Linked DNA regions of Homo sapiens: all the other regions are linked to region 4. A link is a loop called in an ENCODE intact Hi-C map of the cell type or tissue named here. Cell type or tissue: heart right ventricle. All regions are shown on one strand. Each heading gives the region's core, and the rest is flanking DNA. Links, peaks and the distances in the headings are about the cores only.

The links. Peaks named below come from ENCODE experiments on the same cell type or tissue, not always from the same donor. Only the 100,000 strongest peaks of a DNase experiment are listed, where the experiment ranks them.
Region 1: it touches region 4 in a loop (2.0-fold over the local background); 9 of 110 quality-filtered maps call a loop at or near these places.
Region 2: it touches region 4 in a loop (2.1-fold over the local background); 9 of 110 quality-filtered maps call a loop at or near these places.
Region 3: it touches region 4 in a loop (2.2-fold over the local background); 16 of 110 quality-filtered maps call a loop at or near these places.
Region 5: it touches region 4 in a loop (2.6-fold over the local background); 20 of 110 quality-filtered maps call a loop at or near these places.

The regions. Positions count from the first base shown.
Region 1 is chr7:50,654,506-50,660,350 of GRCh38, reverse strand. The region is part of intron 7 of GRB10 (growth factor receptor bound protein 10); the gene reads left to right. Among named protein-coding and RNA genes, the nearest start is that of DDC, 92 kb to the right of the region's middle. RefSeq lists an enhancer at 762-931. In heart right ventricle, for the core only: a CTCF peak has its summit at 2,642; DNase peaks (open chromatin) are centred at 2,260, 2,940, 3,680, 4,080 and 2 weaker places; H3K27ac peaks cover 3,423 bases.
Region 2 is chr7:50,951,842-50,957,686 of GRCh38, reverse strand. No RefSeq gene overlaps it. Among named protein-coding and RNA genes, the nearest start is that of GRB10, 170 kb to the right of the region's middle. In heart right ventricle, for the core only: no CTCF peak of the experiment used is centred there; DNase peaks (open chromatin) are centred at 3,685, 4,052 and 4,323; H3K27ac peaks cover 1,640 bases.
Region 3 is chr7:50,708,899-50,714,743 of GRCh38, reverse strand. All of the region lies in intron 4 of GRB10 (growth factor receptor bound protein 10), which reads left to right. Among named protein-coding and RNA genes, the nearest start is that of GRB10, 71 kb to the left of the region's middle. In heart right ventricle, for the core only: no CTCF peak of the experiment used is centred there; DNase peaks (open chromatin) are centred at 3,323 and 3,903; H3K27ac peaks cover 2,694 bases.
Region 4 is chr7:50,792,886-50,798,730 of GRCh38, reverse strand. It overlaps a transcript of GRB10 not described here. Among named protein-coding and RNA genes, the nearest start is that of GRB10, 13 kb to the right of the region's middle. In heart right ventricle, for the core only: a CTCF peak has its summit at 2,831 (motif pointing left); no DNase peak of the experiment used is centred there; H3K4me3 peaks cover 769 bases; H3K27ac peaks cover 933 bases.
Region 5 is chr7:50,718,572-50,724,416 of GRCh38, reverse strand. The region is part of intron 4 of GRB10 (growth factor receptor bound protein 10); the gene reads left to right. Among named protein-coding and RNA genes, the nearest start is that of GRB10, 61 kb to the left of the region's middle. In heart right ventricle, for the core only: no CTCF peak of the experiment used is centred there; DNase peaks (open chromatin) are centred at 2,606 and 3,906; H3K27ac peaks cover 766 bases.

The DNA of each region.
Region 1 (5,845 bases), core at 323-5,322, 140 kb after region 4:
GTGCCCTACCTCCCTTCCTGCATGAATGCAGCACCACGGCTGCACCCCCCACTTCTGTGGTTGTGGCATGATGGCTGCACCCCCACTTCCCATTTGAATGCGGCACCGCAGTTGCGCCTCCCTGCCACTTCCCCTGTGGACGCGGCATGATGGCTGCACCCCCTACTTCCCACGTGAACACGGCACCGCAGCTGTGCCCCCATGCCCCTTTACTGCATGAACGCGGCACCACTACTGTGCCCCACCCCTTTGCCACGTGATCACTGCCTTCATCAGGAGTGACCACGAGACATGTGCTCTTAAGGAACCTGAGGCCCAGGGAGGATAAAGTCATCTTCCAAGGTCATTGACAAATACATCACAAAAAGTGGGTTTAGACTCAGGACCCGAGCTTCTAGCTGTCTTCTCAGTGTGCCACAGCAGTGCCCCAGACGACAGAAATGCATTTCAGTACGCCTAAGTGAACTCTCAACTTGTCATTCAATTACTTATGAGGGGACGCGTGAATCCCTGAAACCGTGCAAGCAAAACCCACACATGTAGCAGATCCCATTGCATTGCTCACCATCATTTATGCCCTCCGGCGTGGCCACCACTGAAGGATGGATGTTCTAACCTTATGGTCCTGTAATATGCTCCTCTAGGTGAGGGGCTGTCCTGGACAGGCTCTAGACAGAGATGAGTTTGCTCTACTGTCTGCCTTCCAAGACTTGGGCTACCCGGAGAAGAGACGTGGGCACACACACTATTGCACAGCTGCTTAGCTCAGCATGGGAGATAGGTGCAGGACCCAGAGCGACCTGGGAGCAGCCCTGCGTCCAGCCTTGAGCGTTGGCAGGTTCGGGTGTCCTCGGTGACTGTGAGCATTGCATTTGAGCCAAGGCTTTAACAGCAGGGTGGCCAGGACATGTTTTTTTCAAAGGGGGGCTTGGCTAGGCTCCCTCAGCTCTCCGTGGTTTGAGTAGGGTCTAGCTTTCTGGGTTTCAGTCTTCCTCTGGCGTTGCTGAGGTGACTGAGATCTCTTCACGTTTTTTACCTCTCATTTTCTAGAATGCCAGTTACCTGAGTTGTCCTGAGGGGGAAAAAGCCATGCAGGTTCAGTAAGTTTGGGAAATTTGGCATCGTCTATCGTTTTCTTGGCAATTCTACATTTCCCGTTTGATTTTAGAGGATCTGAAAAATCTTACAGAAAAAGAAAACCTACCTATTCACTCAAGCTAAGCTAGAGCATCTGAAACATTTGTGATCACAGAAGTGCTTTAGAGACAGCACCTGTAAACTTTACACAGAACGCACTTTGGGAAAGGGTGCTAAATTGCCCATGATTATTTTTAAAATGGTGAATGTCATCCTCACTTTTTTAGACTTTTCTGGCAGCTTTGCTAAAGCGGAGGTCTCTCACAGCTCTCTAGGGACCGCAGCCCCTGCAGTCTGAGAATAATCCCGAAGGCCCGACGTGACGGCACCTGCATGTTCCCGTGTTTGCATCAGAGCAAGTGATGCAATTGCAGCGAGGCAGTCGTGACCTGGAGCAGACCACTTGTTTGGCTAAATATGACACAGGAAATCAGTGCAGGAATCTTATGTGAAATCCCAACTACTAGTGTTTCTCCGGAGTACAAATATCTTTTAAAATATAAACCTCTGAATTTGAGGGGCCTAAAACAGATATTTTACTGTAGCATTGAATACCTCTTGATATCTATAGCTGTCAAGAGCATTGGAAATGTGAGCACTTAAATTATATACGTCTTTCACAGGAAGAATCACCATAGTTTTGCCAAAAATCTAAGTCTGTGCCTTGCCCACCTGTGGCCATCTACGTGAGGCTCCTGTGGACTCAAAGGCAAGGGCAGTGTGCAGTCATTGGTTATCGGTGGCCATCAGTGCTTTCACAGAGACCGCCTATTTTGCTAGCAACAGGAAGTAATTTTCCTTGGCAAACTGATTTGCTAATTCTTGCTGCTGCTTTGACTCGAAATTTCATCAGGTAAGGGGGAACCACTAGACAATGCACTTTCCCCAATTTACCTACCTGACAGCTTCTGCCATAAATGACTGCGAGCAAACAGCCTGCTGGTTTGTGTTTGGTTTTGAGTAGGAATCCACAGTTCACCCACTGGAGAAGCCTGTTACACTCACTGAACGTGGACATTGGCGCTTTATTTATACCTGTGAGCAGCCACGGAGGGACTTTTCTTTTCTCCTGCAATAGGCGCATGTGGCAGGTCCACCCAGTTTAGGATAAAGTGTTCTAGAGTTTACAGTCGAGAAGTGTTAGGCCTCTGGGTCTTGGTTGAGACCCAAGATGAGATGGGCCATCTAGGCCACTGCCTGGACAATGGCCATCTCTTTTCCTCCATGTCTTTTCTGTTTTTCTTTCCTTAGGCTCTCGCCTCAGTCTCTTAACTGGCTGAAGGACAAGTAGTTTGAGTAATAAAAATGTAAAAAAGAAAAAAAAAAGAATTAGTGGAGGAAACCAAGTGAAAGTGTTTTGAAAATCCAAAAAATTCACAAGAGAATTTGGTAAACATCCTCCCTCTGCTGTTGGTGCCAAGTCTGGACATTTCTAGGAAAGAGAGCACAGACATAGTCCCTGTGTGGGAAGGTTTACAAGTACATACCCTCTGCTGGTGATTTTTATTTTTTGGTCCCTGAGAGAACCAAATGCTAATGACTAACATGGTTTATCTTTTACTTTGCCCTAAAATAGCATCTTCGCTGTCATCTTACAACAGAGATTCTCTAGAATCAGGGCAGTAGTTTCTAGCCCTATTTATAGAACCCTGGCATCTTCAGATTTATTTATATGAGGAAATCCCCGAAAAGATTTAAATGGGAACACCATGTACCGGCGCACATTCCTCTCTTTTTGTTCACGGGTAGTGTTTCCGCTCACACAGTCCCTGGTCTCTCTGCAGAATCCTGGAAGGGAATGAGAAGCAGTGTTGCCATGCCAGGAGCCGCGGGAACATCACAGACACTCGAGGAAGTGGGAAGCAACATTGCTTTCTTCTTCATTTAACCTTGGAGCCTAAGTGTGACTGCCCTTTTGACTCTGACCATTGAACTGGCACAAAAACAGTATTGTAACAGTATTAAAAACAAAGTCAGCTCTTTCCATCTGCCCAGAGTTTGGTCGAGTTCCTGGCCCCTCGGCATTTTATCAGGTTTTAGTAAAGGTGGATATAATTTTAGATATGTTTTCAGTTATTTAACATCTCATAAGTATTTTCTGTGTTTCTTAGTGTGGTCTTCCTAAAAAACACTCATGATAGCTGATACCTACATTGATGAGTACCGATTTGTGCCATATTTACCTACTTCACAGTGACCAGATAATTTGCATTGTCGTCCAGTGTCTGTGCTATAAATGATGCTTCACTGGGTGCCTGGAGTGCAGCTGTTGCCACATTTTGAATCCTTTCCCCAGGGTAGACCCTAGAAGTCAGATTCCTACTAAAAGGTTGAGGATGTTTTATAGCTCAGGATGTGTGTTGCTATATCTGTCTGCAAAGACCTGCTTATGTTGATTACCACATCCGGGATAGAGTGAGTTTCGGGACTTCCGAGCCCTGACCCCATTCCTGGAGCCTTTCTCCACCTCTGCATTCTCCCTAATGAGAGAGTGGCTCAGAGGCACCGCATGGTAGCACACGGTGGCTTTGGAAGCCTGCCTTCCCCAGCAGGGGTGGAACTCTGTGTCCCAGGTGGTCAGCAGCTGTTTGCAGGGACTCCAGGATTTGTGTCTTCAGAATACCGCAGACACCTTAGCAAGCCCTCTGGCTTTTCCGTGGCTATTTCTGGGTGTATAGTAATTTTATGACAAGTCAGGCCTGTGTGGCCCTGCAGTGACAGGGATGAAGGAAGAAGAGAGTCTAGTGGCGTTTGCATAGGCTACTGCATAGTCACCACATCGGGTCTCTGACCTTATGAGCTTAGAGATCTCCAGCATGTATTGTTCCAGTAGTTACACATCCTGTCTTTTTCAGCTGTGCAGCACAGCTCACTGCCGCTGCCTCCCTGACATGGTCTCAAGTCCACAGGATCGCCCTGGGACGGAGGATCAGAGTGACCGATAGCAAGCAAGGACCTTGGGTCTGCTTGTCTAAACCCCTCACATGTGTGCACATCTCACACTCTGCGCTCAGCCCGCGCCTGTCTCCTCAGGGTTCCAACTTCCCCTACCAGGACACAGTCAGGAAATAACGCCCTTACTGTCCTCTGTTCCTCTCTTGTGCCCATTCACTGATAGATTTTAGGTGGTTTCTACATGCAGGTACTGCCTGGGTGCTGGGGTCTGAGGCTGGCAGGGCAGACACAGCCTTGCCCTCTGGGAGCCCATAACCCAGTGAGAGAAACCAATGCTAATCACCTTATAGAGGCACATTATCACAGACAGTTTCCAACATGCTGCCAGGACATTCCATCATGTGGGGAGAGCTATCAGTGGGGCCGAAGATGAGGAATCCTTAAGTGCCTTGGAAGGCATACAGTGTTCCAGAAAGAGGGAATGAGGACAGTTGAGGAAGGCACAGGCACCCTGGATGGTGGCTGAGATAGTATAGAGGAGGCAGCGCCTAGGAAGCCAGGGCCTTAGGTGTCCCAGGAAGAGATTGGTCTCCAGGGCAAAGGAGGTCTCTGGCAGAGAGGGGAAAGCAGCTTTGTACTTTGCTTTGCCTGCTGCAGTGTGAAGGATGGACTGGGCTGGAGGAGGTGTGGGATAGCCGGTTGGGATGCAGGTGCAGGAGATGCTGACGTGTTATCTGGACTAGGGCAGTGGAGTGAAGTTGGACAGCTGAGTGCATCTAAGTAAAATTGGTAAGATGTGATTTATTGATTTCTCATAGTTTTCATGGTCTGTAAGACAACTTGCAGTTCTGTGTTTCCTCTGTCTTTAAATATACGTTCAACCTAACGCTCAGGTCATTTCTAGATACCATTCTCCAATAAAAGGAGCCAGGGCTGCCTGGGAGATGCTTAAAGAATGAAGGGGACATGGCATAAAGACACAGGAGCCAGCATGAAGGGCCAGGGGAAAATAATAACTTACGTGTGTGGAAACACCTGGCAGACACTCTTCCCAGGTGAGCCACACTGATGTCACCAAAAAAGGGTCAGGGCAGCATTGTGTGGCTCCTGAGCTGTGGCACCCAGGGGGACACAGCATCTCTACAGCTAATCTCAAAGGGACGTCAGCTGAACCAGAACCAAGAGACATTCTAGAGAATGACCTCGGGTTTTGAGGTCATAGAAGACCCCCACAGAAACAAAAGCCAAAAACAAAACCCAAATCTGAGGAACTAAAGAGCCAAGGCAGTCAAACGCAGCTTGGGTCCTGGACTGAATCATGAACCAAGAACAACATTGTTTTTGTTTTTTTTCCCTTTTCTAAAAGGACAGGAGTCAGACACTTGGCTAAATTTGGATGAGGTCTGTAAATTAGCTAATGGTAGTATATCAGTGTTAATTTCCTGATTTTGATCATTGTACTGTAGTTATGCGAGTGTTCTTGTTTGTAGGAAATATACACAAAGCCATCTAGCAGGAAAGGGGCGAGATGTCTGCAACCCACTCTCCTAGGTAGGTAGGGAAAGAGAATGGGAATTTGATAAAGCGAATGGGGTGAAATGTTAATATTTGGAGTACTAAGGTGAAGAATATATACAGAGAGTTTTTGTATTGCTTTTTGCACATTTTTTGTAAAAATGCTAAACAAATTATTTCAAAATAAAATTATTTCAAAATAAAATGCTAAACAAAGAAAAACCCCTGCTTAGAATCAAAAATGTGCCTCTTAACATGCACTGATGCTGCAGTGAGCTCTTTCTAGAGGAGAAACCTC
Region 2 (5,845 bases), core at 586-5,585, 160 kb before region 4:
AAATATTTAAAGAGGTAATGGCTGAGACGTTTCCTGAGCCACTGAAAGGCATTGTCTTAGCCCGGTAGGGCTGCCATAACAAATTATCACAAGCTTGGTGGCTTAAAACAACAGAAATGTCTTATCTCACATTTCTGGGGGCTGAAGTCCACACTCGAGGGGCCAGCAGGTCTGCACTCCTCTGAAGGCTCTAGGGAAGAACCCTTCCGGGCCTCTTCCAGCTTCTGATGGCTCCTGGTAATTCCTTTTCTTTTCGGTTCCTTCTCAGATCTGAGTCTTTCCTCCTACATTTTACTTTAAGCACCAAGGAGAAACCAGGACATGACTTCAACACTTTGCTTGGAAATCTCCTAAGTCCATGTTCATCAGCAACAAGCTTTACTTTCCATAAAAAGTTGAGGGCTCACCGAAAGATGATCTCATCTTAATTAATTACAGCTGCAAAGACCCTGTTTTCAAATAAGGTCATGAACTCTGAAGTTCCAGGCGGACTCGTATTTTGGTGGGGGAACACCATTCTACCCAGCATAGACATTAATCCACCCATTTCAGAAGCCTAGTGCATCCCTAGAAGGAAAATTAAGGAAGTCCACACCTAGAAAAATCACAGTGCAACTGCACAAGGCCAAAGATAGAGTGTCTCAGAAGCCGTAAGAGAAAGAGGTCAGAAGTCATCAAGTGAAGTGTGAAGTTTTTGCAGACATGTCAAGCATGATTGAAAATACCCAATTATAGAATGTACCAAGTTTTTCACTGCTTGAGGTGAAAAAAATGCTTTGAGGTTGGGAGAGCAGAAAGGAGGGTGGCTCTGACCCTGTGAATCCTCAGACAAATTGGAAGTCCTTTGTCTCCTTATTTGTAAAGTACAGCATTGGGCAAAATCGTCTCACATTACCTAAAGCTAAAAGCCCTACCATCACTCCTAGAATGACTGTTGTGCAACTTCACTTTTGGCAGGTGCGATAGGGATGAGGAGTGTGGCGTACTGTTCCCTCTCACGCGACAAGAGGACATGCTGAAATGTGCATGGTCAAGGTTTAAAAATACTAAGAAAGACAGTCTCACAAGGTGCACCTGTGTGTGCCCTTGTGTTGTCTTCATGTAAGTCGGGGCGTGTACTCTTTCATGGGTTCCAGACTCCTTGACTATAGTGACCCTTTGTTGGTATTTTCTCTCTCTGGCTTCTGATCTCCTCTGATCTTCCTCCAGAGGGAGGTTTGCTACCTCCTGTGGTATTGGACACAGTAGTATTTCATACATTGAAAGCTAGGGCAGAGGAGTGTTTCCGCCTTCTCCATCACCCACTTCCAGGGCACGGACGCCTGCCCCAGGTCAGCTGGATGGACACCTCCCGACCTGCCACCCCACAGGGCTCCGAAGCCAGAACAGCGGGAGGAGGGGCATCTCGCAGCAATGGGAGCAGCCTCCTACCTCTGTTCTGCCTGCTGCTCCACCCCCAGCACCCCTGTAGCCCCCAGCAGTACACCCTTCCCCTCCCTCTGCGTCCTGTCTTGTAGTACAAGATAGATGGCTGCTCCTGCTCTCAGACCCCAGGACAATTTCCATTCCCACCTTCTCTCTGAGACTGGCTCTCCCATGAGTGTCCTCACACCCACTCCTTTTCTGCCCTGAGGTTTGCCACTACATCCTGCAACCAGGAATCTCACCAAGATGGCACTTCTGCAAGGTCAGACCTGGTGCCTGGCAGCGAGGCCCCACCGGAAGGGCAGTTGCCATACAAAGGGACCCTTCTGGGAAAAAACTCTCTTTAGCCTGCTGATGTAGTTTGAATATATGTCCCCACCAAATCTCATATCAAAATGTAACACCGAGTGTCAGAGATGGGGCCTGGCCAGAGATGTTTGGCTCATAGGGGTGGACCCCCCATTGCTTTGTGCTGTCCTCATGGTAGTGAGTCCTCAGGAGATCTGGTTAAGTGTGTGGCATCTCCCCACTCGCTCTCTCTCTCTTGCTCCTGCTCTGCCATGTGAGGTGCCTGCTCCCCCTTCACCTTCTGCCGTGAGTAAATTCTCCCTGAGGCCTCCCCAGAAGCTGAGCAGATGTCCCTGCTGTGCTTTCTGTACAGCCTGCAGAATCATCAGCCAATGAAGCCTCTTATCTTTATAAATTACCTAGACTCAGGTATTTCTTTCTTTCTTTTTTTTTTTGAGATGGAGTTTCACTCCTGTCACCCAGGCCAGAGTGCAATGGTGCGATCTCGGCTCACTGCAAACTTCGCCTCCCAGGTTCAAGCGATTCTCTTGCCTCAGCCTCCTGAGTAGCTGGGATTACAGATGCCCGCCAACATGCCCAGCTAATTTTTGTATTTTTAGTAGAGATGGGGTTTCATCAAGTTGGCCAGTTTGGTCTCGAACTCCTGACCTCAGGTGATCCGCCCGCCTCAGCCTCTCAAAGTGCTGGGATTACGTGAACTATAATTGAGGTATATACACCACATACAAACACCACTAGTTAGATCTTCTTGCTGCTCCCCTTTTCCTACTGAAAATCGTTCTTCTGCAACACTTTGCAGCGCTCACTGTTCCAGCCTCAGCCCTGCCCTCTTGCATGGGCCTCACAGGGCTGGGCAGAGGAACCTGGGATCAGGGATCCCCCTGGACTCGATGCAGATGTCTGCCCATCGGGTGCACTGAGAGAGCCTGGAACAAGCTGGTTCATCTGCCCGGCCTTCTTAGCAAGTTGTTCAGGCACTTGTGACATAGGCAGAAGCAGAGTCATAGAAGTTCCTGTTTCCCCTGGAGCTGGGCATGAGTCCCAATGGGGCCATTTGGTCTTCCTGTTGCATCCTTGTCCTGTCCCTGGGCCAGACTTCCTCCTCCTGTGACCATTGGACAGATCCTCACAGAGAAGCTTCGGGGGCAGTCTTATTCTCAGAATTGGGGATTTGCTGCTATCGAATACCTCCAGCCATGCAAATACTAATACTTGTATGATCACCAATACTAACAGTAGAGCTCACTCACACGCAGGCACGGGCTAAGGGTAAAAATTAGACTCAGCTCTATCACTGTTAACTCTCCCAATAACCCTGTGCAATAGGCACTATTAGTACAGTTTGCATTCTGTAAATGAGGAAAGGGAGACTCAGAAAGGTCAGGCAACATCCCCTAGGTTGCCCCAGCCAGTGCGTGGGGAGCTCCAAGTGCCTGCCTCCGAGGCCTGGGTCTTTACTGCTCAAGCATGGCTCCCACACAGCCTCCCTTCTCCCCTGAAGCCACCTGTGGCATTCACCAGATGGGTATGAACCAACCATCAGTACTCACAGGAGGTGCTGCAGACGTTTTAAGACTGAAACGTGTTTTCTATTGCACCTGTTTCTTTCCATTAAGAAAGGAAAAAATCAGTTTTCTACCTAATCTCAAACTACAAATCACTAAGACACTGGTCAAAGGGAATGGCCCAGATATACACCTTTAGCCCCAACATAAAACTCACTAGAAAAGTGTAAGGGAGAATTTACTTAATCATTCAGGAGTTGCCGTCTACATTGCAGAGCCAGGAAAAGTGAAATAAGGCACAGTGACTGGGCCCTAATTTCACTGCCTGACCCAGCCTGGTGAGTAAGAAAGGCCTGAGGGGGTTAGACTGACCTTTGTCTGTCCTGTAGCTCCATCAGTCTCACTCACAATAGGGGCAGAGACCAGTCCCTCAAGCCACTGAAACCAGCTTCCTGACCTACGTGAGTCACCCCTCTCTCTCTGGGTGCTCATTCAGTCTAGCTTTGCAGCACACAAAGGAAGCTGAGGAAAAGACTCAGGAAGTCTTCATAGCACTTTCAGCCAAGCTCTTTCCCACATCTGTGCCATCGATTAGGGGACTGGAGGACAATAATGTAGGTTTATTCCTGATTTTTAAAAGATCATTGAGTTCAATACTCAATTCTTTCCTCCAGCCCTTAAAGGAGCTGGGGTGTCCCCCTTGTTTATTGGCCTCCAAAGCACTCCAAGTGTCTTAGGAGCATGCATGGCAGGACAGAGACATATGCATGGAGCACTTCTCTCCCTCCACAGTGGAGCCCCCCACAGGTTGCAATGACCTGTGGCCATTGGTTGGCCGTGGCTGTTCTGCCATTTGCTAATCTGCCTAAACTCGCTCTTGTACTTTTCTTTTAAAGTTTTCCCTCGTGCCCTGCACCATTCTTCTCCACTGATGCAATAATTTACTGGAACGTCATGAACTAAGTGTTCCAAAAGAATTACCCAAGTGTCTGTCTGCTTTGGAAAACATTTTATTTATGTTATCTGTGTAAGGCAAGTGACAAAACTCTCCCACGCTCTGGGAGTCCAGACTGCCCCAGGTGGTGTGGAGAGACAGAGTCCGGCCAAGAAGTGCTTGGCAGAGGCAGGTGGAGAAGGACAAACCCCTGTCCATGTTACCAGCACAGGAGCCTGGGAAAAGGGAATCAGTACAAACTATGGTCATCTCAAGGTTTTCCTTCAGGCCCAAGGATGTAATCTCAAATTACTCCCCACTGCGAAAGTTTTGTTCTCATGTGTGCCTTGACTTTCCCAGTGCTTTGTGGAGCACAAAATAGCATGGAGAAATGTCTTTCTCAGTGCAACATGGAGCCCTGTGGCAAGCTTAAAATATCATTTCCCTCTGGGCACCACAGAGTCTCTTTTTCAAAGAAGAATTCAACCACCAGTCTGCCTTCCAGTTTGCAAAATTATTTTTTCACATGTTGCCAAGAAAGGACGCATTGCCAAGCAAGCTTGGTGGTAATTAAAATGTGATGGCACCTCTCACAGAGAAGTCCTCAAATCCTTCCCATAGAACTGTGCATGGACCAGCCCTGCTCCCCCCGGGCAGGTACCTGCTTCCACATCTACACTGCCAATGCCGGCACCCACAGCCAACTCTCAGTTTCAAAAATCAGCTCTCTAATGTGCATGTGACTTCTCATTGCTTAACAGAGCACTTTTTAAATAGTGAAAGTTTGTAGTGAGCTTGTGAGATTATCAAAATACAAACAATAGGAAACAGTGAAGGGGATGGTGAGGGCTTTATTCAGCTGGCATCTTCTCAGGCGTGTTTGGCTGCATCTACATGGGGAGTCCTTGACAGGCCTGGATTAAGTAGCAAGTAAAAGAGGTAAATGAACAATGCTGGCATCAGTTCCTGTCACACAAAAGGCTCAAGCAGGTAGTAATGTCCAAGGCATTCCAGCTTGACCCTGAGTAAGAGAGTTTCTACCTGCACTGAAACCAAATTTGCAAAAAGAAGACTTCCCATGCATTACTTCTTTAGTCCTCAGTGTCTCTACAAGCTAAGTGGTAGTCGATGTCCCCACTTAACAGATAAGGAAATATAGAGCACACAAATACTGCCTACAACCTCATGTTGAGTAAAAGGCAAAGCTGGAAGCAAACCCAGGTCTACCCAGCCCCAAAGCCTGTGTTTTTAATTGTGAAGGACACTATTTAGAGGTTACAAAGCCTTTCACTTGCAAAAAAAAAAAAAAGGACTGTTTGCCATTAGAAACAATTTTTAACTCAGGAAAATTGTTTGCTATGGTAGAAATTCTAAATATTCACATCCAGGAATAATTTCATAGTAAAGGGCAGGGTTTCATGCCAGTTCTCTTCTTAGTAGATTTTTCTAGGAAAATTAGGTAGGGGAGTCTTTGAGAAGGATGTTCTCCCTTGCTCTCCTTATCTGTGTCTGCCCTTACCAGGTGGAACTTGGCAAATTGTGAGAAGCTGTAGAAAAGTCAGAAAATTTTTTCAGAATTCGTGTCTCTTGTCAGCACAGGCATTCCTGTGACCATATTTTTCAATTAAGGATGTCTAATTAGTACTTTTTTGCATACAAAAGTATATTTATA
Region 3 (5,845 bases), core at 520-5,519, 84 kb after region 4:
TGCAATTGCAATGGCTTTGTGCACCCCACCTGGGAGCTCAGGAGGGCTCAGGATTGCACTCCGTTTTTTGTTTTTTTTTTTGAGACAGAGTCTCGCTATGTAGCCCAGGCTGGAGTGCAGTGGTGCAATCTCGGCTCACTGCAAGCTCCGCCTCCTGGGTTCACGCCATTCCCCTGCCTTAGCCTCCTGAGTAGCTGGGACTACAGGCGCCCGCCACCACACCCGTCTAATTTTTTGTATTTTTAGTAGAGACGGGGTTTCACCGTGTTAGCCAGAATGGTCTCAGTCTCCTGACCTCGTGATCTGCATACCTTGACCTCCCAAAGTGCTGGGATTACAGGCATGAGCCACTGCTCCTGGCCTCAAGTTATATTTAAAGTATATAAATATAATTTGACTATAACTTGCATTGTCACTGATCCTCTTGTGGTACTTTAAAGATTGTGTTGTCAAAATTATTAAGTGGGTAGTTTAGAGATTCTGATCTTCTGATTTCTCAGACTGTTAAGTTACTCTAGAACTCATGATCGATTAAGGTACTGCTACATGTTGACTATTCTAACAAATTAATATTATGTTAATACATGTGGATATTTTGGTGTCTGAATAGTTGCCTTTTTGTTGAAGTTGGGGATGGAGGAAGTGGTGAGGAGGGGTGAAGGTAGGGGAGGAAGAGGTAGAGGTGATGGTAGAGGTGGTGGTGGAGGGGGAGGAGGATATAGAGATAATGAAGAGTGTGGAGGTGGATGTGTTGGTAGCAATGGAGGTGTTGGAGATGTAAGAGGTGAAGGGTGGTGGGAAGGAGCAGAGGTGATGGAATGGGTGGAAGTGGTGATGAAGGGGTAGGTAGTGGAGGAGGAGGAGGAGCTAGAGGTGAGGGTGGAGGTGGTAGAGGAAGTGGACGAGGTGGAGGTGATGGTGGAGATGGTGGAAGTGATGGTGGAGGTGGTAGAGGAGATGGAGGAGGTGGAGGTGAGGGATAGAGATGGTGGAGGAGGTGGAGGTGATGTGATAGTAGAGGAGGTGGAGGTGAGGATGGAGGAGGTGGAGGTGACAATGGAGGAGGTGGAGGTGGTGGTGGAGGAGGTGGAGGTGATGGGGGAGGTGGAGGTGATGGTGGAGGAGGTGGAGGTGATGGTGGAGATGGTAGAGGAGGTGGAGGTGAGGATGGAGATGGTGGAGGAGGTGGAGGTGATAGAGGTAGCAGAGGAGGTGGAGGTGATGGTGGAGATAGTAGAGGAGATGGTGGAGATGGTAGAGGAGTTGGTTGAAGTGCTGGAGGTGATGATGGAGGTGGTAATGAAATGATGGTGGGGGTGGTAGAGGAGATGGAGGTGGCGGTGGAGGAGGTGGAGAAGGTAGAGGAGGAGCTGATGTGGCAGGAGAAGTGATGGAGATGGAAGGAGGTGGTGGGAAGGGGTGGAGTGCTGGTGGAAATGTCGGGAGGGGAGGTAGTGACCGCAGAGGAGGAGGAGGCAGGGGCAGTAGTGGCAGTAGTAAAAATAGCAGCTGAGATTTACTGAGCCGTGCTTTCCATGTGTGATCACACTAAATCTTCAATAGTCCTTGGAGGTTATACTCACACAGGGTGGTTTAATGTCTTCCCCAAGGTCATGTAGCTACTCTTCTGTAGAAATTCTAGAGCTAGTGCTGTCCCCCTTTCGGCCAAAATGCCTCATTGATGTGGGAATACCAGATGCAAAAACAGGAACAAAACTGACTTGGCAAAGGCATTTTATTTTGGGAAAACCATTTGTCAAGATTGACAGGCTCTGGGCAGGAGGTTTCTTTGTAGGGTGATGGAAATGTTCTAAAATTAGATTGTGGTGATGGTTGTACAGATCCTTAATTATACTAACATTCATTGGTTTGTACACTTCCAACAGATGAAATTTATGTTATGTAATTTATATCTCAATAGAGCTGTTTAAAATGTAAATGATTGATAGACTCCTCCCCTTGTGAATAACCAGAATTGATGTTTCTGTGCTGAACACTGCAGAGTGGGTGGTTAAAGTGAGGCAGCTCATGCACTACTTTTGCTTTTAATTCAAGAATGGCTGCACTTGGAGGTAGTTATGTGGAAATAAGTGCCTGAATATGGAGTACAAGCCACTGATCTGTGTGTTTTTTAGGCCGTATGATTTTAGTGAAAATGTGATCATTTTTTATGTGGTGGTATTTTCCCTGCCAGGCCAGGCATTCTTACCATTTGGGAGAAAAGTTTTTTTGTACTCTGACCAGGGCTTGCCCAGATATTTTCATGTTGGCCTCAGCAGCCTGTGTGAATACAATTGTAAGTAAAGAGCATCCCCCTTGTTCCTTGATACGAGACACCTGGCTTGCTGACTTTTCTTTTTCCCCCATCTCAGGCTTTTGGTGGAAGCAGCTCTTGTTTTTGTTTAAGGATCAGTTTGACTGAAATCTCTGCTTAAAAACCTCTTGCTTCCTTTCCTCTTGCATAGACCTAAAGTGTAATATCAAAACAGGCAGTGTCACTTTGGGTGAGAAAAATGGCTCTGGCTCATTTATTATGAAGGTTATTTCCATTTGAGGGACTAGTTTTGTACACCTTGCAACTGGCAGAATAGGAGTGCTGATACTGCAGCTTTTACCAAGTTCACTAATGTTTTAGGATTTTTTTTTTCAGCCTTTTTCAGCCTTGTGGAGTTTCTGCATGTTTTAGGAATTCTCTGAGTGACAGATTTTGTAGTTACCCATAGCTCGGTTGTTAAGGACATGTTCTCTGATTCAGCCCCAATGGGTCTCACACCCACGCTTACGAGATGTGATTCGCTGGGCAAGCTGCTGTCCTCCTTTTTCCTCATCTGTAAAGATGAGGTAGCAACAGTACCCATTAGAGACAGGATTTAAGTGGGAATGTGTGTAAACTGTCTAGCACCGTACCTGGTACCCAGGAACTATAATATTAGTAGAAACCCTGCCATTTTTACATTAATATTTAATAAAAGTATAATTACATGGCTGAGGGAGGGTAGTTGTGAAATCTGTAACTACACTGTATCTGACGGCTTGTGTGTGTTCAGAGTTCTAGAGCAGGCATATGTGCAGTTGGTAGAGAGGGTATCAGGCATTGGAAGGGAACTGATGAGCTGGGTGATGCCTCCGCTTTCAAAATGCAGGTGACACAGGTAGTCACTCTTCACTCGGCTGCAATAGCTTAATAGACTTGCGGTTTGAAACATTTTACTTCTTTAAGTGCATCCTGTGTGAAATGACAAACCCCATCCCTGTTGCAGTTCACATGTTCATCTGCAGACTCAGCGCCCTTGGGTGGACTCCAGCAATGTGCCCCACCCGTCTCAGCTGATGTCCCTGGCTGGGCAGGAGGGGTTTGGGAAACTGCCTGCAGGAAGGCCCCAGGGAGCTCTGGGACCCGGATGGTGGGTCGTGTAGGATTGCGTCTTCTCCTTTGCACCAAAAATCTGAGGGTAGCTGCAGGAGAGGGTTTCAGGGGGTGGGGGAGGGCTGGGAGAGCCCCTTTTAACTGCACCCTCAGGAGCAGTTCTCATCCACTGTTCTCATCTGTTGCTTTTTTTTTTTTTTTAATTTGGTTGGCTGTTTTTGCATACCTGTAATGTTTAAAGTTGATCCCTGTTAAGCCTGTAGGTTATGATCGGGCATTCTCCCAGGTGGAAGACATTTCGAATCCCTGTCATTCTGCTCTCTGTGGCATTGGTCTTTGTTTACCTTAGTGGAGTTATTAAGTGTGCCTTCTGTGCCGTTCTCCAGGTTCTGAAAATATTGTGCACAGGGCAGGCTGAGGACACAGCCACGTGATACCCACTGTAGAGAGAGGGAGAGAGAGACCTCCTATGCAAGCTGCCGGCCCTCTGTTCCGTAGTAAGGTCAGTGCCCGCTGTCTACCGAACACTCAGTACCTTTAGTTGCTGGGCAAGCCCTTTATTTATGTTATTTTAATTTGAACCTCAGAAGTGACCTATGAAGTGGTCGTTCTGCCTCAGGAAGGTGTGGAGATACCCCGAAGGTGAGGCAGTTGCCCTGAGTCCCAAGACTAACCAGCATGTGGGGGCCTGGGATCTGAGCCAGTGTCCAGCCTGCTGTGCAGTCCTTCCATTTGTCACCTGCAGTGCCCGCCGCACTGATGATGGCACTCCTCTCATCCAGTTTTCCCGCTGCCCCTCCATCCGTGTGTTGCAGTTTTAGATAAGAAAACTGCCTGAATCGCCCAATGAACAACATACCCTGGTTCTCTGGGGCTGGTTCCTCTTGTGCATCTTGTAGTGTTTAGTTGGTACCCAGCAGAGGCAAGAGTGCATTTGATGCTCTAGTTGAAACGGAACGCCAATGACTGGTGGTAGGGGCTGCTTCCTCGCTGTTTTGTGCCCAGGCTACCTTGTGATGCTTTTTGCTGAAGCCTGGGCTTTGAAAGGTGGGTGGTGGAGCATTCTTGTCCCTCTATCCTCACAGAGAAGCAGAGGCTTCTCTCCCCAAGATCTTGGGGTGAGGCTGGGCCATGTGCTGGGGTTGTGAGGATGAGTCAAGGAGGCCCGTTTCTGGGGAGAGGGTGGGCACCAATCCATTCACCCTTGTTACTTCCTGCTTGGAATTAAAGCAGGGCTGCTGGGTAAGGTACGAGGAGGTAGACTTTTCGTTGGGGTTGTCAGAGAAAGTGCCAAAGGGATGAGCCTTGAGGATGGGTTGATGGGGTGTGCATGGTGGATGGGGTAGAGAACATTCTACATAGTGAGCACCCAGGGCCGAGTGCTGTGAGAGGCATACAGCAGTCACTTTGGAGTCAAGGAACACCAGCTGGGTTGTGGCTCCTAGAGTGCCATGGAGGTATGAGCCACGTTACATTAGGAAGGGCAGTTCACACATAGACACCTGGGTCCCCCATCATGGGCCTGACTTAGCAGCTCTGGCTGGGGCCTGGGAGCCTGCATTTCTACCATGTTCTCCAAGGTGAGGACCAGCCACACCAGGCCACCTGGTACCCTAACAGGCATGCCCACAGTCCACAGCACAGCTCACCATTTTCTTCCTCCCACGAGTCACTTTTTATGTGTACTCTTTGAAACCTCCAGCCCTTAATCCACAGAGTGAGGGAAGTTAAGCCACCTGCCTCTGTTAGCCAGGGTCTCGGCAGTCTGCAGCAGGCACCCTCCGGAGGGCGCGGGGTGGGGGTGGGGAGCAAAAAAAAAGAGTTTAATGGAGGGGTCTGGAGAAAGCAGCTGAGTTGTGGGTCCCAGCCTGAGGCCAGCAAGGAGAGGGAGTGAGGCCAGGGGGCATTTGTGCAATCCCCAAAACGTGGCTTACGGAAGGAACAGCCCAGCTGGCCTCCCGGGCCATGTTCCTGCCTGGCCTGGCTCCCTCGGCCGCCCACCACTGGGGGCCAGAGGACCAGCTGTTGGTCGATGCAGCTCAGGCAGACTCACTGCCTGGCACAGGATGGAGGAGCAGACAGAAACCATTCTCCTCACCCACTGGAGGGCTCTGTTACAGGAGATGGCTCAGCACAGGGCCTGGGACTGGGTCACCCTAGGAGAGGGAGGGCTTCTCGTGTTCATCTTTATGAAGGTGGTGTTTCTGCCCTGATCTTGCTGGATGGGCTTGTTCTGACTTTGGCAAGTTTTTCTAAAGCATGTGGATTTGGGAAAGTTCAGCATTAGTGAAGTGACCTGTGGGACTTTAATTAAGGAGCTTGGCTGCCCTCTCCCATCCTTTCACCTTCCCCTAGAGGTAGAGAGCATAGTGATTAAGGGCTCTGAGTAAAAAGCGGACTCACAGCTGGGTACTGTGGCTCACGCCTGTAATCCCAGCACTTTGGGAGGCCAAGGCAGACGGATCACGAGGTCAGGAG
Region 4 (5,845 bases), core at 246-5,245:
TGCCCCCACAATATCAGGATGGCAGAAATGAAAAAGACAAACAACAGCAAGTGTTGGGCAAGATGTAGAGCAACTGGAACTCTTACACATTTTTGGTGCAGACACAAATAATATACTCACTTTGAAAATAGTTTGACAGTTCCTGGTAAACATATACTGAGATATGACCTAGCGGTCTCTCTTTTAGTTATTTACCCAAGAGAAATGAAAACTTACATTTCCAGAAAAACCTTTACCCAAATACTCATAGCAGTTTTATTCATAATTGCCCAAAACTGGTACTAGCCTAAATTTTCGCCAGCCAGAGAATGGCTGAACAAGTGGATGTACACCTACCCTAATTAAAGTATCATGCTATCCAGTCACTAAACATGGATGATTCACAAGGACATTATGCCAAGTTAACTACTGTGTGATTCCATTCAGATGACAATCTTGAGAGCAACATGGCTGGGTGTGGTGACTCACACCTGTAACCCCAGCACTTTGGGAGGCTGAGGAGGGAGGATTGCTTTGAGGCCAAGAGTTCAAGACCAGCGTGGGTAACACAGGGAGATCTCCATCTCTCCAAAAAACAAAAAAAGAAAGAAAGAAAAGAAAAGCAAAACCTAAGAACTGAAAGAGGATCAGTTGCCTGGAGTAGGAAGGGGGACTGACAAGGAGCATGAGAAAACTTTTTGGGGTGAAAACTATTTGTATTAATGTCTTTACTGGTTCCATAACTATATACCTTTCCAAACTCCACAAATTGTACATTAAAAAATGATAAATTTTCTGGTCAGCAAATTATACCTAAGTAACCAGCCTGAATAAACATCTTTCTGTGAGCCTCTGTTCTGGTTGTAAAGACATTTTGATCCAAGCAACTTCAGAAAAGGAGAGTTGATATTAAGACAATATAAGGAAAATGGGGCCAGGTGTGGTGGCTCACACCTGTAATCCCAGCACTTTGGGAGGCCGAGGCAGGTGGATCACCTGAGGTTGGGAGTTCAAGACCAGCCTGATCAACATGGTGAAACCCTGTCTGTACTACATATATAAAAAATCAGCTGGGGATAGTGGCGCATGCCTGTAATCCCAGCTACTTGGGAGGCTGAGACATGAGAATTGCTTGAACCTGGGAGGTGGAGGTTGCAGTGAGCTGAGATTGCGCCACTGCAGTCTGGCCTAGGCGACAGAGCCAGACTCTGTCCCTACCCCCTCCAACCCCCCACCAAAATCAAAACAAAACAAACAAATAAACAATGACGGAAAATGGAATTCTATGGAAGTTCAAAACAATAGCTGTACCAGCCTGGGCCCAGAGAGACGGGAGGCACGACGGCATCTGTTTGGGTCTTTGTACTTTACACCATCCTTATGCTGAGCCCAACTCGCCGTTCCTCACCTGGTCTCCATTGTGCAGATCCCACCAGTACTTCAAGTTCAGAATCCCAGGTGCAGGCTTCTGATTGGTTGGGTCACCCTTCCGCCCACTGGCCCACCTACCTACAGAATGGGAATCTCTGGGCCAAGCGTCATCCCTGACCAATTTAATTGGTACTTAGGAATCAAGGAAAACCAGGGTTGTGGGGAAACTCTAGACAGAGCAGGGCTAGCTGGGGGGCACTGTGCTGGTAGGCCCCATAACAGACATATCCGGTGCTCTCATCGCCATATAAGCCTATACTTGACAAATAAGTATAAATAGTTAAATATAAATCTGACAAATAAGTCCCTTCTTACCCCTCCAGCTTGGTGTGTTATCAAAACTCTAACCCCAGACCCAGCAGCAACATTCTGTGACTAAATGCAACTACTTGGTACTGCGCCCTGAGGGAGCCAAGGTCTTTCATGGGTTTGGTCTGAGAGACACGCCTGTCCCTCAACCCCAAAGGCCTTTTCTTCAGTTCTCTTTGCCTAACTTACCATCTTTGATGTTCTAGGGTGCCATGGGGGCATGGCAACCACTGGGAAGCCTTCCTTGAATGCTGCCAGGCTCCCCACCTCTAGACTCCAGGGTGGCCTGTCCATCTCGTTTTGGAGTGTTTGGAATACTGGTGTGGATGTAGATCGTGCATCATGCAGGAGTCTATTAAAAATGGGCTGGGCGTGTTGGCTCACGCCTGTAATCCCAGCACTTTGGGAGGCCGAGGTGGGCGGATCATGAGGTCAGGAGATAGAGACCATCCTGGCTGACACAGTGAAAGCCCGTCTCTACTGAAACAATACAAAACAATTAGCTGGGGGTGGTGGCAGTCGCCTGTAGCCCCAGCTACTCAGGAGGCTGAGGCAGGAGAATGGCGTGAACCCGGAAGGCGGAGCTTGCAGTGAGCTGAGATCGCGCCACTGCACTCCAGCCTGGGTGACAGAGTGAGACTCCGTCTCAAAAAAAAAATTGCAGATGAACCCTGGAAGTGTGAACTCTCCAGAGCTTGGGTGGGCCCAGGGATGTGTAGTGCAAGCAGGCTCCTCAGGTATTCTGGGGCAGGCACTATGATTATATTATGACTATAGACTACCCCCTTCCCCTTGCAGGGGTGGGCAGGCGGCTGCTTTCCAGACATGTGCTCGCATGTCCACATGGGCCGCATGGGATGGTGGCTGGGCCGTGTGACTAGCAGTGGCTCATGAGAGCAGAGGCGAGGGCCACTGCTGCTCAAAGCAGTTAGCTGTCAGGGTGCCATTCACCCTGACTACTTTCCCTTTGTCAAGGTTACTGGCAATGTTTGAGACAGTGCCCAGGTCTCAGAGGCTCCTGAGAAATTAATTCACTGGACAGTATTCCCCAGTAATGACTATTCACTTAGTGCCCTCTCTGTCCCAGGCACTCCACCTGCTGGAAGGACACTAGTGAAGGGGCACAGAGTTGCCACAGTCACCATGCTTACAGTCAACAGGGGAAGACAGATGTTAATCAATTCATTACTAATTAAAAATTAGAGTCTATCAGATTCTCTACTTTCAGCTGAAGGAGGCTTCTAGCTCATGTTTAGATAATTGAATTTCTCACTATCACGGAATCCTGTGTCCTGACACCTAATTCCAGCTTATATGTTTCCCCTTGGGGAAGTGCTTGAACTACAAGCCTCCCTGTCTTGCCCAGTATGCTGAGCTCTCCAGGATAACGTATAGGCTGCATGGCTAGATTCCACTGTGGCTGCCACCCTGTTGAGAGGGAGCATTGTGCGTGGGCAGGGGCATCTGGAGTTTGGGGGAAGGGAAGGCTATAAGATACAATCTGTATATAGGATTGGCTCATCCAGGATCACTGCACAGAGGACAGCTGCAGCTTCTGCAGCCACAAGAGTGACAAGTTCATGAACTTGCATCAGAAAGTGTCTCTGAATGGGTTCTGCCCACTGATGTCTACAGAGAGCCAGGAAATGTAGGGAATGAGGGCCTGTCCTAGGAATTCTAGAGACCTATGCTAGCAGGAAAACACTTAAGGACATTTATCTTGATCACTTCTCTGTGAATAGTAATGTCTGAAAACCCATACATTTTGAGACAACTAAATGCAATACCTGACTCTAGACCTCAATAGTGGATCTTGTAACAGAGGGAAAGAAATACTATGGAAGACATAGTCAGATCAACTGACTATACCGGAATATGGACCTAGATTGGATACAAGTATTTTATCAATATAAATTTACGAATTTGGTGACTATTGTGGTTATGCACATAATATCTCTACTCTTAGGAAAGACACATCAATGTATTTAGGGGTAAAGGGGCCATAGTGTATGGAATTTACCCACAAGTGATTCCAAAAGAACATATGTCTATGTATCAAGGAACTTTTGAAACCTCTATCAAAGCCTCCTTGCCTATCAGGCTATCTGACTGGTGTAGGCATGGATTGCTGTTTGGACCTTCAGCAGAAGCTAGAAGGTTCAAAGCTGATGCATTTGTGAGAAGTTGGCTCAAACTGAGTTTTCTGTTCTTTAATTTTCTTTTGAGTCCTTTGTCTGCAACAGGAGTCCTCTGTGTTCCTTTCTTCTAGGAATCTAAAATCCTTTGATATCATCCTCTCTTGATTTTCATCTTACGTGTTTCTGAGCTTGGACCAATAGGCAAAAATTTAGGGAGGTCTGTTTCAGTTACAGGGAAGGATGACCTTTCCATGAGTAACATCTGTCTAAGGTGGAATAACTCCTGCTAGAAGCAGGTGCCTACGAGGGGCTTTGGTACAATACCGTACATGGCTTCCAATCCTTGCTCTGCACTTACCAGCTACTTGACTTTCAGCAAGTCACTTAACCTCTCCAAGATTCAGTTTCCCAGTCCGTACACAGTGGGACTCTAACAGTAACACCTAGAGGGCCACAGTGGGGGTTACATGCAAGGATTCATGAAGGTTTTGCACAAAGTGCACGCTCTATGAAGGCAAGATATTGTCGCAGCTGCGTTTAGAACGCCAAGACCCAGGAAAAGACATACTTATCGTTATGCTATGTGTATTAGAGTTTTGACTCGGTAGAGATATTAAGAATCACACTAACGACAATGGCTTCCGTCAATTGGGGGGTAGGGGAGTCTTTTTCGCAGTCACTTTATGTTCCCAGTATGACCTCATTTAATCCCCAGGACACCAACCCTCAGGCGGGCGTTATTAGCCCATTGTAAAGATAAGGACACCAGGCTTGGCAGCATTAAGAAAAAATGAAGGGCCTCTCACTCCACCCGCACTTCGATACTCATACGCAGATGGGGCAAACTGAGGCTCAAAGAGGTGAGGCCCCAGACCTGGCTGGCTGTGAGCAAACCCAGGTTTCCTTTTCCCAGGCCGGGTGCCTTCAGCCCACGACAGAGTACGGGGCAGCCCCAGCTCTTCCGTCCCGTCCTGCTGCGCCCAGGATAAAGGATCTGGACTGCGCAGTTAATACTTTGTGCGTTTCAAACAGTTCGCTTATAAATTGTCTTTCGGGACAGGTCCAATTTGTCCTTTCACTGGCGAAGCCTCCTGAGCCGCGGCGGTCGTGGTCCCGCGCCCGAGTCCCGAGGACAGCAGGAGGGGGGAACCCGCTCAGCAGCCCGGGGCAGGAACCTCCGGGAGCTTCTGGCCCCCCGGCCGTCCGGCCCGCGGCCCGCGCCCCCGCGCCACGCCCTGCGCCCAGGCCCCGGCTCCTCCCGCGCTGGCGGCCGCCGAGCGGTCCGGGCGGCGGCGGCGGGAGGAGGAGCAGGAAAAGTAGCCGGGGGAGGAGGCGGAGGCGGAGGCGGCGGCGGCGGCAGAGGCGGGGAGGGCGGGCGGGGCCGGGCGAGTTTAAAGCCCATCGAGGGGGTGGGGAGGTCGGGAGGAGGCAGAGAGGGAAGCGAGCTGCGGCCGGGCGGGCTCGGCGCTCGGAGACCCGGTGGAGCCCAAAGTTTCCGCGCAGCCCCTGGGTGGCGGCAGCGCCGGCGGCGCGGGGCGCCCGGGACAGTCTTGAGCGCCGGCCTCGCCCCGCGGGGACCCGCGCCCGCCGCCGGCCACGCCGAGTGTCGCCCGCAGCCACGCGGAGGCGGCGGGGAGCCGCGCGCGGCAGGTACGGAGTTGGGCGGGGAGCGCGGCGGCAAGTTACTTTGTGGTTGGCGTCCCCGCGGGGCCCGGGACGGCCAGGCGGGTCCCCGCGCCGTCATTGTCTGAGCGCTGGGCGGCCGCGGCCGGGGACGCCGGGCCCCGCGGAGGCGCGGCGGGCGGAAGGGCGTCGCCTCCGGGCCGGGGGCTCCGGCGCCCCGGGCCCGCAGCGGGCGGTGCTCGGAGGCGGGACTGGGGCTGCGGGCGCGCGGCGGAGGCGGAGGCAGCCGGGCGCCCCGCGGGGCTCTCCGCGCTGCGTTCCCGACCCCTGGGGGGAGGTGTGGAGTCCAAGCGGTGCATTCTTGA
Region 5 (5,845 bases), core at 556-5,555, 75 kb after region 4:
ATTTTATAGCAATTTGAATGTTGAACTTAAGAATAAAAATGTGGGTGTGTATCGTATTTTTGTTTTATTTTACTTTCTGGCAATTCATTGCTATGTGAGTTGTGAAGTATCCGTGCTTGACAGGTTGACAGGGACAGCAAAAACTGCTTCTTCCCCGCAGGTGGCTCCTGAAGCACTAGTCTTGGCTATCTCAGGATATCACAGTCATGCCTGTGGTTTTTCTGTCCTTGGCAGCTCCAGTTTGCAAAGTTGAAGCTTTGCGTTTATGACCCATTGTGGCCTTGGTGTGTCATTTGTGCATGGTGAGATTTCCTCAGGCGCTGCTGGAACGTGCGAGTCCACTGCCTCCAGCCAGTGGCGGATCATGGGGGACAGCATCTGTGCCCTCCCACTGTGTTGTCCACTCTTCCCTATAGGCCTGATGTGACTCCGCTGTGCTTTTGCTAACCGTCCTTAACCAGCTCCTTGCCACTGCACTAGGGCGTGAAGGTTGGAGGGTGCCTGTGGGTCCCTCTGTAGCTCTCAGTGTGACCTACCTCCCACCTTCCTATGTCTGTTTGCCTTGAGCAGCTGTTCTAGTCTTTTCTCCATCAAGAGTCTACACCGTTTTGGAGGGTCATGTGGCCAGCGGGAGGTGAGCCAGCCCAGGAGGCATGCAGGCCCCAGGTTTGAATCCCAGTACCGCTTCAGGCGTGTGAGGCTGACAGTTATACCTGCACTGTTATGAAATGAGAGCCTCCAGGGACCACCCAACTAGTGGGGCCTTAGGAAATCCCAGTTGACCAGGGGCACTTCGCTGGAACCCTGAACAGGGCCTTTGCTCCTGGGATCCAAGGGGCTGGATCGCTAAAAACCCTTCATCGTCTTCCTTTGCCCCCAGACTCTGGTTTAGCAGGCTCTGGGGTACTGGCTGAGGGGTTCATCCTTCATTTCCAGACCTCAGCTGAAACCCAGCTAATTTGTAAGATGGGACCAAACAACATTAGAACATTTCGTTCTTTGGACAATGAGGAAATGATTGGCAGTTTCTTTGTGGTTGCCCATTCTGGGAATACAGAAGTGTGTAAGACATAGCCGGGGCTTAAAGGATGTACCCAAGTAATAGAGGAAGGAGAATTGTACCTGTTGTTTAATGACTCTAAATAAGGAAACACCTGACCCCTCTGTCTGTGGACACAGAGTTGGAATTTGAGTCCTTCACTGCCAAGGACATCATTGCTTCACTGCAACTTTTCTCTTTTTTTAAAGAAAAAAAAGCTACTTGGTATTGTGAAAAAATAGCTATAAGGTTATATTTTGCTTTACTTGTCCCTTCAGAACTTCACTAAAAGAAAAGTAAATTTTATATAAATGTATTTTATTTTTCGACATTGTGAAGGTGTTAATTCCAATTAAATTGGTCTTTGAGGTCAGGTTCTTGGCATTTGCAGGGTACTTATATGGATTTTTCAGCTTTCTAAGGCGTAAATGTGGCCTTTGTAGCTTGTGCAGTATGAGGGGTGAGTGCCAGGGCATCTAGAGAAACAACTTAATCCTGAGAGCGCTATCTTTACCTAAGGTGGGTGAAATGGGATTAAAAATAACCCTACCCAAGGAGGACATTGAGGGCAGCTTCTGAGGAGAGGCTTTATGGAGAACAAGCTGTGTGTTTGGAGGCCAGGTATAAGTAATGTCGGGGAAGGAGAGGGGGCGGTACCCTGTCACCCCACCTCATCACTCTGTCACCTTGTCACCCTGGCATTCTCCCCCATAGTCCATCCCCCATCATCCGGTCACTCTGGGCCCTGTCACCCTGGCTCGCATCACTGGTTCTGTCACCTCTTCACCCTGGACTCCCCTTTCTTGAGTGCTTGTCACAGGGCTTTGAAGCTGTTGCTGCCCATGTGCCCCCATCAACTATGTTCTCCTGGCAGATGGGAATGTGCTTTCTGTGGCTTTGAAATCTTCGAACACATGGAATTTCCCACCTTGCTGCAAGCTCATGGGACTACAGATGCTCTCAGAGCTGCTCTGTCTGTGCCATCCAACATCTTTGCCCTGACACTTCTTTGGTGCCAGGCGGGGTTACCCTGGGGCCTTCCAGGGGACCTTTCTATCACCTTAGGAAGCCGCTTTGGATCTTGGAATGACCCTTGCAGGAAGTCCTTGAACGTAAGTTTATGGCCAGTCCTTGGCCTCCTGAGTGGGCATGAGAGTGGGCAGGGCAGAGGGGCTGTGGCGTGGTGCAGGTTAAGGGTTCGGGGCTCAGCTGGTGGGGGACAGCCTGGGAAGCTGGGAGCTACTGGGCCCGTGGTACACCCTGCCTCTGGGGTGCAGGAGAGACAGGAGAGGAGGGCATAGGAGGTAGCATAGTGACCGGGCCAGCCTCCTCAGCCTGTCTTTGGCCTGATCCTCCCTACCAGCAGCCTGGGCTCTCCTTTGCCACCAGTAATACTGAACTGCTCTGCTCCCTTCTCCCCGCTCCACGCGCTGTCTTCTTCTTCCGTTTCTTGGCCTGGGCCATTTCCCTGGACTTCAGCCCAGACACCTTCCCTTCCCACAGCAGTCCCTGCCACACCCCCATGGAGCCTTCTCTTGCATTCCTGCAGCCAGTCCTGGGCCTCCCTCTGCCTGACCCCTCCTTATGCTGTCGTCTGTCCTCCCCCATCCTCAGCCACCCCAGATTCTGCTTGAGGACAGAGTGGAGACCTATCACCCTTCTGTTTGGCCCCTACCCAGTGGGGAATGGGTGACATGGTGAGGTGAGACCCCGTCCCCAGCCCAGGTCAGAACACCTAATTCTCAAGCTGCAGAGCCCTACGAGGGGCAGAGACAAGAGCTAACAGACCGGGGCTTGGGCCAGCAGAGCAAGAAGGTGGTAGCAGGTGGGGTGGGCTCACTTTGTCATGAGTTGCTTCTCTTTGGCATACTCAAATGGCCAGCATTGTTCCTCTTCACTTTGGCGCTGTTATTCAGTATAGTAAGGGCTACTTGAATTCAAGCTCTGTGATCCGCGGCAGTTGATCTGATGATCACTGCGACGGCTCCTCTGTGACTCATGGGCAGGCAGCGCCTGCAGCGTGGATCTTGGAGTCGCATCCTGGGCAGAGGGAGGAGTCGCATCCTGGGCAGGACAAAGCGGGTTGGTGCAGGATCTCATCACTCTCCTCCACACAGTGTGAAACTGATGAATTATTTATTTCTGGAATTGTCCATTTAATATTTTTGGACCACAGTTGACTGTGGGTAACTGAAGCTGCAGAAAGTAAAACCAGGATAAGGGGGGGACTACTGTATTCTCCAGGAAAGTTTAAAATAGTTTCGTGTTTGGGTACCTTTACTGTGTTAAAATTGTTTGAATATGGCAAATACTGTATGTGGTGTTCATGTTAACAATTTATGAAACTTTTCAATGAAGCAGGGCGTTTCTTTTCTTTTCTTTCTGGCACCTGGATGAAGAGGGTATTTATTGCGACAATTTCCTGCACTGGATTTGGGTGCCGTGCAGCTTCTGTGATTGCTCACTCAGTTGCAGAAGAGAAAAGCTATTGGATAATATCGTGCTTTAGACAGCCAGGCAGAGAAAAATGCTATTTTAAACAAGCAGTAAATACATTGATGAAAATTTAGGAAACGGCAACTTTTTTTTTTTTTTTAATGGTGTACTTTGGCAGAGAGAGGAACCTTAAAATTATTCCTTTTATTAAAAGCATACAGAGTAATTTAAACATAAGCTTCTTTACTTACTTTCTGATTGAAGTGTCTGGTCTTTTAAGGTGGTAACTATGTTTAAATTATATTTTTATATTCCTGTACCATGCATGTTTAGTTGGGATGACTTGCTTTCACTGTTATTTTTCCTTGGGGTTTTAAGTGTTGCCATATGTGCTGGGCTCCCCGTCCGGGATGTGCCTGTCCTCTGCTCTCTGGGCCTTTTTGGCGCCTGGTGTCAGATGGGCCTCATCACCTGTGTTTGCTGCCACCGGTTATGAGTCTCGACAAAGGGGGTCACTTAGGTAGGGTTTGCGATCCAGTTTTCATCATGCAGTCAATACTGTCACTTTAGCAGTTTCCCCAGAACCTGTTAAATATTTATGTGTGTTTCAAGCAGACTCTGCGAAACTGGCTACTGGTACATTTATTATTATTATCATCTTAACTAGAAACAAAGTATTCGAAGTGACTGTGATATGAATTATTAACATTATTTTTAACTTTTGTGAGGTTTTCCTATCATTGATCTTAAAGAAGAAAGTAAATATTTAGCTTGTATTTAGTTTTTCCTCTTACTGAACTTTCTGTGACTTAGTTGATGTGTTTGTTAGTGTTTCTGGAAAAGTGGTAGGAAACCGTGTTTCTTTATCTGAAGATGGGCTTCAGCCTGCAGCTCTGCTAGGGGTTCTCTGGTGTTTGTTGAGAGGCATTCAAGTTCTGTGAAGGATTTCAGCCCCGCTCCCAGCAGCTGGAGTGGGGGGCAGAAGAATGTGTCTCCACCAGCTATTTCTAGGTGCCAGAGATCCTGCGTAGCATGCAGGAACTCGGATTTGATCACTTGATAGTATGACTTAAGAAAAAAAAAAACCTATAAAAGGAGTAAACTCACAGGAAAAACAAAACTTGTCATTCTTGGTAGGAAATTCCAAAGTGTAGTGGAAATGTAAGGAGCTGGTTGTAGCATTTATTTCATGGAGAAAGTGGCATCCGTGTAATTGTTAAAGATGGTTACTCTTTTTTTTTATTTTTTAAATTTTACTTTAAATTTTGGGATATATGTGCAGAACGTGCAGGTTTGTTACATAGGTATACATGTGCCATGGTGGTTTGCTGCACCTATCAACCCATCATCTAGGTTTTTAAGCCCCCCATGCATTAGGTATTTGTCCTAATGCTCTCCCTCCCCTCGCCCCCTACCCCCGACAGGCCCCAGTGTATGATGTGCCCCTCCCTGTGTCCACGTGTTCTCATTGTTCAACTGCCGCTTATGAGTGAGAACATGCAGTGTTTGGTTTTCTGTTCCTGTGTTAGTTTGCTGAGAATGATGGCTTCCAGCTTCAAAGGATGGTCACTCTTAAGATGAATTCCCTTTGCAGGGCCTTCTGTCTCTGCCTGCAGTGATATTCTTTTGCCTTGTTTTCCTCCTTCATGTAGGTGTCACAGGACACCTGTGGGCCTGGCCCTTCCTCCTTGCAGTCTTCACTTTTGGACCCCTTTTCAGTGAGGCCTTCCCTTGTGTTCTGTGTAAATTGCAGTCTCCGCCCCGTTTATCCAGCTCTGTTCTGTTCTTTTATTCCATAGCACTGCATTCTCAGATTATAACAAGTAAATGGTGTGTTTATTGCTCACTACTTGTTTTCTTTAGATAAAATACAAACTCCATAGGGCAGGATTGTTGCTTTAAACACTCATGTGCTGGGCATAGAGTAATTGCTTGGTAAATATTTGTTGAATGGATCAGCCTCTCTGAAGATTGACTATATTTTTCTTCTGCTTGGGTGACCAAGAGGTTGGATACTCCAAGTCTCTGAAACTCTGTGATTGGTTATCCATGACTGTGTCACCCTTGGGTAAAGATTTTGAGGGGTTCAACAAGCTTAGACATTGGACAGTAATTGCAGGACCCCTCTTGCTGCTTAAGCGCTCTTGACCCTGAGAGCTGTGAATGGCAACCTCTGCTCTCAGGGTTTCGACGGTTACAATTTCAGTATGCACGGGACTTAACGTTGGGCTCCTGGTGAACTGGGTGTTAATGTGTTTTTGAAACCTGCCCTTAATGTACAAATTACTTTGGAGTAAAGTTAGATCTGTGGTCCTCAAAAACTGAAATATTAGATGTAGAGTGCGGGTTTAAGACCCAGGCTGGAGAGTC